Regions from separate parts of the Homo sapiens genome. Here region 1 is linked to region 2. Evidence: read pairs that join two places in POLR2A ChIA-PET (ENCODE). Cell type or tissue: PC-9. All regions are shown on one strand. Links, peaks and the distances in the headings refer to the core of each region. The heading gives the core; the rest is flanking DNA. Region 1 overlaps DZANK1 (double zinc ribbon and ankyrin repeat domains 1). Region 2 overlaps DSTN (destrin, actin depolymerizing factor).

Region 1 (4,407 bases), core at 315-4,314, 840 kb after region 2:
ATTGGAAACCTCACCTCTTCCTTCTTAAGGGGTTCTACAATATATCTACATCTCTTGATGAAAGAAGTACATGAAGAAGTACATAACTGGTCATGTTTATAAAGCCGTCAGGTATACACCAAGGGCACTTAGTAAATTTCACTGTTAGCATCTCAAGTTTTACCTTTTGGATTTCATCTACATCCCCCCCGTAAAACTTTGGTGCAATTAATATGACTACTAGGATTCTCTCCAACAAGCTCCACATATGTGACGCTTACAGATTTGGACTTTTGATGAATCCTTAAAACGGAGGTGACTAGGGAAAAAATAAGAACCACAAAGTGGTATTTAGTGGGATAAGAAAAATGTCTCCACAGCAACTGCCTCAGCATTTCAAATGCCAATCAGGGACTTTGCTTGGTTAAGGGCAGTCTTCTAGGCTTTAAGCACCAACTATTTCCCCTCCATTGTGCCTTGAGGGTTGTCAGTTTGCATTTATCAGAAGCTCAAAGGCACCTTGAAATGAAGAATGCCGCATTTAGAATTAAGGAAAGTCCAGATCACTTAGGACTCTGATTCCAGGTGACATCCTGCACTTATTCCAAGTACTTTTCATGCTGTCAGGCATCTTAAATGTACTAGGCATCCAGGAATAATGGTATGTCCCATAGGCTTTTGAAAAAATCTCTCCCTGGGTGGCTTGCAATGCTCAGCTGGATTTGCAGGTGCCTCATCCACCCTGGAGCATCATCTGGCCCCAGAGCACAGCAGTTTGCCCTACCATGCAGCTTCTGCTAGCAGAAGCCATGCAGGACTGCTCCCTTTGCCCATTTTTAATGGCATTATTTGTTTACTTACTATTGAGTTGTTTGAGTTCCTTATATGTACTGGATATTAATCCCTTATCAGATGTATGGTTTGAACATATTTTCTTCCATTCTGTAGGTTGTCTCTTAACTGTGTTCATTGTTTCCTTTGCTGTGCAGAAGCTTTTTAGTTTGATGTAATTCTGTTTGTCTATTTTTTGCTTTTGTTGCCGGTGCTTTGGGGGTCATATCCGAAAAAAATCATTGCCCAGACTAATGTCATAAGCTTTTTCCCTATGTTTTCCAATAGAAGTTTTTCAGTTTAATCCATTTTGTGTTGATTTTAGTATATGGTGTGAGATAAGGATCTAATTTCATGCTTCTGCATGTAAATATCCAGTTTTTCCCAAACCACTTATTGAAGAGACTATCCTTTCCCCATTGTGTGTTCTTGGCACTTTTGTTGAAAATCAATTGATGGTAGATGCATGAATTTATTTCTGGGCTCTCTATTCTTGTCCATTGGTCTACATGCCTGTTTTTATGCTAGTACCATGCTGTTCTGATTACTATATGCTGAATATCTCTAATCTGAAAATCTAAAATCTAAAATGGTCCTAAATCCAAACTGACCTATGTGATGGGTCACAGTTGAAATGCAGTCAAAACTTTGTTTCATGCACTATGTTATTTAAAATATTATATAAAATTACCTTCAGGCCATTTGTATAACGTGTATAAGAAACATAAAGAATTTCATGTTTAGACTTGGGTCCCATCATCAAGATATCTCATTATAAATACATAAATATTCCAAAGTCCAGAAAACCTAAAATCCAAATACTTCTGGTCCCAACTATTTCAGATAAGTGATACTCAGCCTGTATAGCTTTATAGTAGCTCAGGAAGTGTGATGTCTCTGGCTTTGTTCTTTTTTTTTTTTTTTCTCAAAATTGATTTGGCTATTCAGGGTCTTTTGTGGTTCCATACAAATTTTAAGATTTTTTTCTATTTCTGTGAAAAATGTCAGCAAAATTTTGATAGGGATTGCATTCAATCTGTAGATCTCTCTTTAGGTATTATGGACTTTTTAACAATATTAATTCCTCCAGTCCATGAACATGGGATATCTTTCCATTTATAGTCATGCACGACATAATGATATTTTGGTCAATGATGAACTCCACATATGACAGTGGGCCCCATCATATTTTATAGAAGCCAAAAACCTCTATCACCTTGTGATTTGTATTACAAGTGCCTAGAACACTGAGTAAAGTTTGCAACCTAGGAGCAATAGGCTATACCAGATAGCCTAGGTATGCAGTAGGCTATACCATCTAGGTTTGTGAAAGTACTGTACATGCCATGATGCTAACACAACAATGAAACAACCTAACAATGCATTTCTCAGAATGTTTCCCTGTCATTAAGTGATGCATTACTATATTTGTGTGTTCTTCAATTTCCTTCATCAATGTTTTATAGTTTTTAATGTACAAGTCTTTCACTTCCTATAGTTGGAGCTTTCCAATACCCCGTTTTCATTATTTGCTAGAAAAACTAGACAAAAATAAGCAAAGATATATAATATCTGTGCAACATTCCACATTGATTTAATTGATATTTATAGAATACGCAACAATGACAGAACACACATTCTTTTCAAATGCACCTGATATGTTTTCCAAGTTAGATGCTGGGCCATAAAATAAACCTCATTAATTTAAAATAACTGAAATTATACAGAGTGTGCTCTCTGACCATTAATGGAATTAAATTTGACCTCAATAAGAGTAAGATAAGTAGAGAAAGTGCATATGTTTTGGAATCAAATAAATAAGTCATAGGTCAAAGAAGAAATCACTGATAAATGAGAAAATGTTTTAAACTGAATTATAATGAAAATACATAGGATGCTGCCAAAGAAGTTCTTAGAAATTTATAGTTTGTGTTAGAAAATAAGAAAAATTTGAAATGAATAATTTGAGTTCTCATCTTAAAAATTAGAAAAAGAAAATCAGATTAAACCCAAAGAAAAGAGAATAAATAAAGAGCAAAATAAAAAAAATAGGATTCAAAAAAATAGAGCAAATGAATTAACCAGAAGCTAGTTCTTTGAAAAGATCTAGCTAGATCTTGAAAAGATCAATAAAATTTACAAGCCAGACAGAGAGAGAAGGAATGATAAAGAAAGAACACACATATTACAAATATCAGGCATGAAAGAGGGGAATAGATCCTACATACATTAAAATGGTAAAAAGGGAATATCATGATTAAAATGATTGGTGATACCGGCCGGGCGCGGTGGCTCATGCCTGTAATCCCAGCACTTTGGGAGGCCAAGGCGGGTGGATCACCTGAGGTCAGTTGTTCAAAACCAGCCTGGCCAATATGGTGAAACCCCATCTCTACTAAAAATACAACAAAAAAATTAGTCAAGCATGGTGGCAGGCACCTGTAGTCCCAGCTACTTGGGAGGCTGAGGCAGGAGAATGGCTTGAACCCAGAAGGTGGAGGTTGCAGTGACCCAAGATTGTGCCACTGCACTCCAGCCTGGGCGACAGAGCAAGACTCCGTCTCAATAACAACAACAACAAAAAAAAAAAAAAAGAAAAGAAAAGAAAAAAATGACAGGTGATATCAAGTGTTGGAGATGATGCAGAGAAACTGGAACCTTTATATATTGCTAGTAGAAACACAAGTGATATGCCAGCAATATATGAATGTATACCACTTCTGTTCCTACCAGCAATATATGAAGGTTCCAGTTTCATATAGGGCAGTATCTTATAAAATTAAACATGCGTTTAAATAGGACCCAGCAATCCTACTCCTAGGTATTTACCTAAGAAAAATGAAAACTATGCCCACACAGAGATTTGCATGTAATGCAGCATTATTCATAGTGTGCCGGCACTGGAAACAGCATGAGTACCTGTGGATGAATCAACCAGTAGATCCATACTGAGGAATAGTACTCAACAATCAAAATGAAAAAAAAAATCAATACATGCAACAACATGAACGAACCTCAAAAACATTCTGCTAAGTGAAGGAAATGAAGCACTCACAAAAAACTACATACTTCCATAAAAGACAAAATCATAGTGTCAAAACAGATCTGTATTTTTTGGGTCTGGTGACCAGGGAAGTGGCTCAACTAGAAAGAAGAATGAGAAAACTTTTCAGGGTAAATAGAACTGTTAAATATCTTCATTGTGGTGGTAGTTAAAATGGCTATATATAATTACCAACATTCATCAAACTGTACAATTAAAATAGGTGAATTTTACTGCATATAAATCATATCTCAATAAAGCTGGAAACAAAAGGAGTTCCCTCAAATCAACTACTCTTAGACTGTCCGTGATTAGACGACATTAAAAGGTATCTTGTCAGAGGGCGCAGTGGCTCAAGCCTGTAATCCCAGCACTTTGTGGGGCCGAGTTGGGCGGATCACGAGGTCAGGCGTTTGAGACTAGCCTGGCCAACATGGTGAAACCCCGTTTCTACTAAAAATACAAAAATTAGCCAGGCGTGATGGCATGTGCCTGTAATCCCAGCTACTCAGGAGGCTGAGGCAGGAGAATCGCTTGAACCAGGGAGGCGGAGG
Region 2 (4,407 bases), core at 330-4,329:
TTCTTTCCTCATGGAAGTTGCAATCTGATATGGAGGAAGAGACAAAAAAGACAAGATCATTTCAGCTGGTGATAAGTAGTATGAAGAAAATAAGGTAATCAATAGGGAGTACTAAGGCCAGGCGTGGTGACTCATGCTTGTAATCCAGCACTTTGTGAGGCTGAGGTGGGTGGATCACCTGAGGTCAGGAGTTTGAGACCAGCCTGGCCAACATGGTGAAACCCTGTCTCTACTAAAAATACAAAAATTATCCAGGTGTGATGGCACGCGCCTGTAATCCCAGCTACTCTGGGAGGCTGAGGCAGGAGAATCACTTGAACCCGGGAGGCGGAGGTTGCAGTGAGCCGAGATCGTGCCATTGCACTCCAGCCTGGGGGACAAGAGTGAAACTCCGTCTCAAAAAAAAAAAAAAATGGGAAGTACTGGAAGAGTTGGGCTACTTTAGCTAGAATTTAGAGAAGGCCTCTTTTGAGGTAGGACTTACATGGCAATAAAGAGCTAGCTATGTGAAGAGCATTTAGGGCAGAAGGAACTCTTAAGTAGAAGGGCCTGTAGAAGAGAATGAGCTTGACATTTGCCAGGGACAGAAAAAAGGCTTGTGTGGTTAGCATTCAGTCAACAAGGGGGAAATAAGTAGAAAATAGATTATAGGCAAGAACTAGACCAGAAAGGGCCATTAGGTCAAAGGTGAGGAATTTGAATTTTATTCTGATGACACCAGGAAGCCATTGGGTGTGTGATGGTGGGGAGGTGTTAAGTAGTGTAGTGGAGCGAGATATGATTTATCCCTGTGGTTGATGTGTAGAGACATACAAATGGGGACAAAGACCAATTAAGAAACTATTGCTGGCTGTGTGTGGTGACCCATGCTTGTAATCCCAATGCTTTGGGAGGCCGAGGTGAGAGGATCACTTGAGGCCAGGAGTTAAAGACTACCCTGGGCAACATAGAGAGAACCCGTCTCTACCAAAAAATAAAACATAAATAACCAGGCATGGTGGCACGTACCTGTAGTCCTAGCTACTTAGGAAGCTGAAGCAGGAGATTACTTGACCCCAGGAGGTCGAGGCTATGGTGAGCCAAGTTCACGCCATTGCCCTCCAGCCTGAGTGACAAAGCGAGACCCTGTCCCTAAACAAACAAACAACAACACAACCAACTATTGCTTTATTCAGATGGTAGATGGTGGTAGCTTGAATTAAGATTTGTTAATAATGAGAGGTGGTAAGATTGGATATATATTTTGGGGGTAGAGCTGGAAGGACTTAATGATAATTTGGATGTGTGGCATAAGGGAAAGAAGACTATCAAAGATGGCTCGTAAGGCTTAGACCTGATCTACCAGATATTTGATGGTGTCACTATGCTTGAGGTCCTATAAAAGAACTAAAACAAAATAGTTTAGCATAAATTGAGGTTCTTAGAATTTTGAGGAATAAAAAAATTGATTCAAAAGTTTTATAAATCTTTAAAATACCATAATTTCATAGTTGATTATATAAAAGTAGTATATATTCATTGTAGAACATTAAGAAAAATTTAGCTGTAATGACAGTTCCAACCAAAGTATTAACATTTGGGACATTTTCTTTTAAGCCATTTAATATATATTCTCATTTTTTCAAGAAGTAATTATTAACTACCTTCTAGGAACCTGGCACTGTTGTTGTAGGCTCTAGAGATTCAATAATATACAAGAAAAAGTCCCTGTCTCTATGAAATATACATTTTTTTTTTTTTTTTTTTGAGACTGAGTCTCACCCTGTTGCCCAGGCTGGAGTGCAATAGCGTGATCTTGGCTCACTGCAACCTCCGCCTCCTAGGTTCAAGCGATTCTCCTGCCTCAGTCTTCTGACTACTGGGATTAACAGGTGCGCGCCACCACGCCTCGCTAATTTTTTATATCTTTAGTAGAGATGGGTTTTCAACCATGTTGGCCAGGCTGGTCTCAAACTCCTGACCTCATGATCTGCCTGCCTCAGCCTCCCAAAGTGCTGGGATTACAGGTGTGAACCACCACACCCGGCCCCGAAGTATACATTCTAATGGGAGAGACAGTTAAGAAATAAGTAAACAAATAAGATAATTGCAGATTTTATACGTATTATGATGAAAATAAGGGAATGAGAGAGTGACTATCTGGAGACTGCCAATATAGATTTTTCTCACACACTTGAGTTAATCTATAAAGGATAAAACTGTATTTCCCATTTCCCAGTGTGACGTGAGTGCCAGGATAATTCAGTTGGGGGGAGAATAGTGTTTTCAACAAATGGTGCTGGCACAATTGGATATCCGCATGCAAAAGAACGTATTTGGATCCCTGCTTCATACTGTATGTTGTATTTAACTTAAAATGGATCATAAATCTAAATGTGAGCACTAAAGCTATGAACTTCTAGAACACATAGGTATAAATCTCTGTGAACTTGTGTTAGGCAATTTTTGTTGGTAGTTTTCCTGGCCTTTCTAGGCAATGACACCAAGAGCACAAGTGACAAAAATAGATAAATTGGACTTCATTGTATTCAAAAATGTTCATCAAAGAACACCATCAAGGAAATGAAAACACAACCCACAGAATAGGAAAAGATGTTTGCAAATCATATACCTGACAAGGAGCTTGTGTGTAGAATATATTAAAGGACTTACAACTCAACAATCAAAAACCCACTTGTTTGGGCAAAGGATTTGAATAGCTGTTTCTCTAAAGATGTGCAAATGACTAATAAGCCAATGGAAAAAAATGCAGAACATCATTAGCCATTAGGGAAATGCAGATCAAAACCGCAAATACTGCTTTGTACCTGCTAAGACAGCTATAATGAAAAGATTATTGTAGCAAATGTTGGCCAGGCTATGAAGTTGGAGCACCCATACATTGCTGGTGAGAATGTAAAATGGCGCAGTAATTTTGGAAAATAGTTTGGCAGTGCCTGAAAAAATTAAACTTGGGAGCTACCGTATGACTCAGCAGTTTACTCCTACCTACATATCCAAGCAAAATGAAAATGTATGTCCACACAAAAACTTGTACACAAATGTGCATAGCATTATTATTCATAGTTGCCAAAAGTGATAATAACCCAGTGTTCATCAGTTGATGGATAGATGGATAAATGTAGTATATCCATGCAAGGGAAGGGAATATTATTTGGCAATAAAAAGAAATGAAATACTGATACATGCTACAACGTGGATGAACATTGAAAATATGCTAAGTGAAAGAAACCAGTCCCAAAAGATGACATATTGTGTGATTCCATTTATACAAAATGTCCAGAATACACAGATCCATAGAGACAGAAAGTACATTAGTGGTTAGTAAGGGCTGGGGTGGGTGGGAGTGGGAATGAGGAATGACTGCTAATGGGTTTGGAGTTTCTTTTTTTTTTTTTTTTTTTTTTTGAGACAAGGTCTCTGTCACCCAGGTTGGAGTGCAGTGGCATGAGCATAGCTCACTGCAGCCTCTACCACGCTGACTCAAGTGATCCTCCCACCTCAGCCTCCTGAATAGCTGGAACTACAGGCCCATACCACCATCCCTGGCAATTTTAAAAAGTTTTTTTGTCAAGATGAGGTCTCACTATTTTGCCGAGGTTGGTCTTGAACTCCTGGACTCAAGTGATCTTCCTGCCTCAACTTCCCAAAGTGCTGAGATTATAGGCATGAGCCATTACACCCAGCCCAGGGTTTCTTTTTGTGGTGTTCAAAATGGTCTAAGATTAGGAAGTGGTGGTGATGGATGCACAACTTTGTGACTATACTGAAAACCCACTGAATTTACTACACTTTAAACGGGTAAATTTCATGGTATATAGAATATATCTGTAAAAACTACTTAAATTGTTTAATAATATCATGCATGTACATCACCCTCATGTTAAATTTATTTTTATAAGAAATACTCTGTCATCTTGTGCATAAATCTTGCATTTCTTCAAAAGAGAGTCCTAGGTATGAAATCACTGAATCAAAAAGGTGTGTGTATTTCTAATATAAAAAAATATGCTTACCTGCAGGGCACAGTGGCTCACGCCTGTAATCCCTGCACTTTGGGAGGCTGAGGCAGGCGGATCACCTGAGGTTGGGAGTTCGAGACCAGCCTGACCAACATGGAGAAACCCCATCTCTACTAAAAATACAAAAAAATTAGCCGGGCGTGTTGGCGCATGCCTGTAATCCCAGCTACTCGGGAGGCTGAGGCAGGAGAGTCGCTTGAACCCAGGAGGCGGAAGTTGCAGTGAGCCGAGGTCACGCCATTGCACTCCAGCCTGGGCAACAAGAACGAAACTCCGTCTCAAAAAAAAAAAAAAAAGGCTTACCAGAGAAAACTTAGAAAATATAGAAAACTAGAGAGAAGATAAAAATCAGTTATAGCCTCACTTTTAGAGATAAAATTGTGGA

The links. Peaks named below come from ENCODE experiments on the same cell type or tissue, not always from the same donor. Only the 100,000 strongest peaks of a DNase experiment are listed, where the experiment ranks them.
Region 1: POLR2A ChIA-PET joins it to region 2 with 6 read pairs; 2 of 35 experiments call an interaction of 5 or more read pairs at or near these places.

Annotation. Positions count from the first base shown.
Region 1 is chr20:18,421,081-18,425,487 of GRCh38, forward strand. All of the region lies in intron 10 of DZANK1 (double zinc ribbon and ankyrin repeat domains 1), which reads right to left. It also overlaps the pseudogene GCNT1P1. Among named protein-coding and RNA genes, the nearest start is that of DZANK1, 44 kb to the right of the region's middle. In PC-9, for the core only: no CTCF peak of the experiment used is centred there; no DNase peak of the experiment used is centred there.
Region 2 is chr20:17,580,351-17,584,757 of GRCh38, forward strand. The region is part of intron 1 of DSTN (destrin, actin depolymerizing factor); the gene reads left to right. Among named protein-coding and RNA genes, the nearest start is that of DSTN, 12 kb to the left of the region's middle. In PC-9, for the core only: no CTCF peak of the experiment used is centred there; no DNase peak of the experiment used is centred there; H3K27ac peaks cover 805 bases.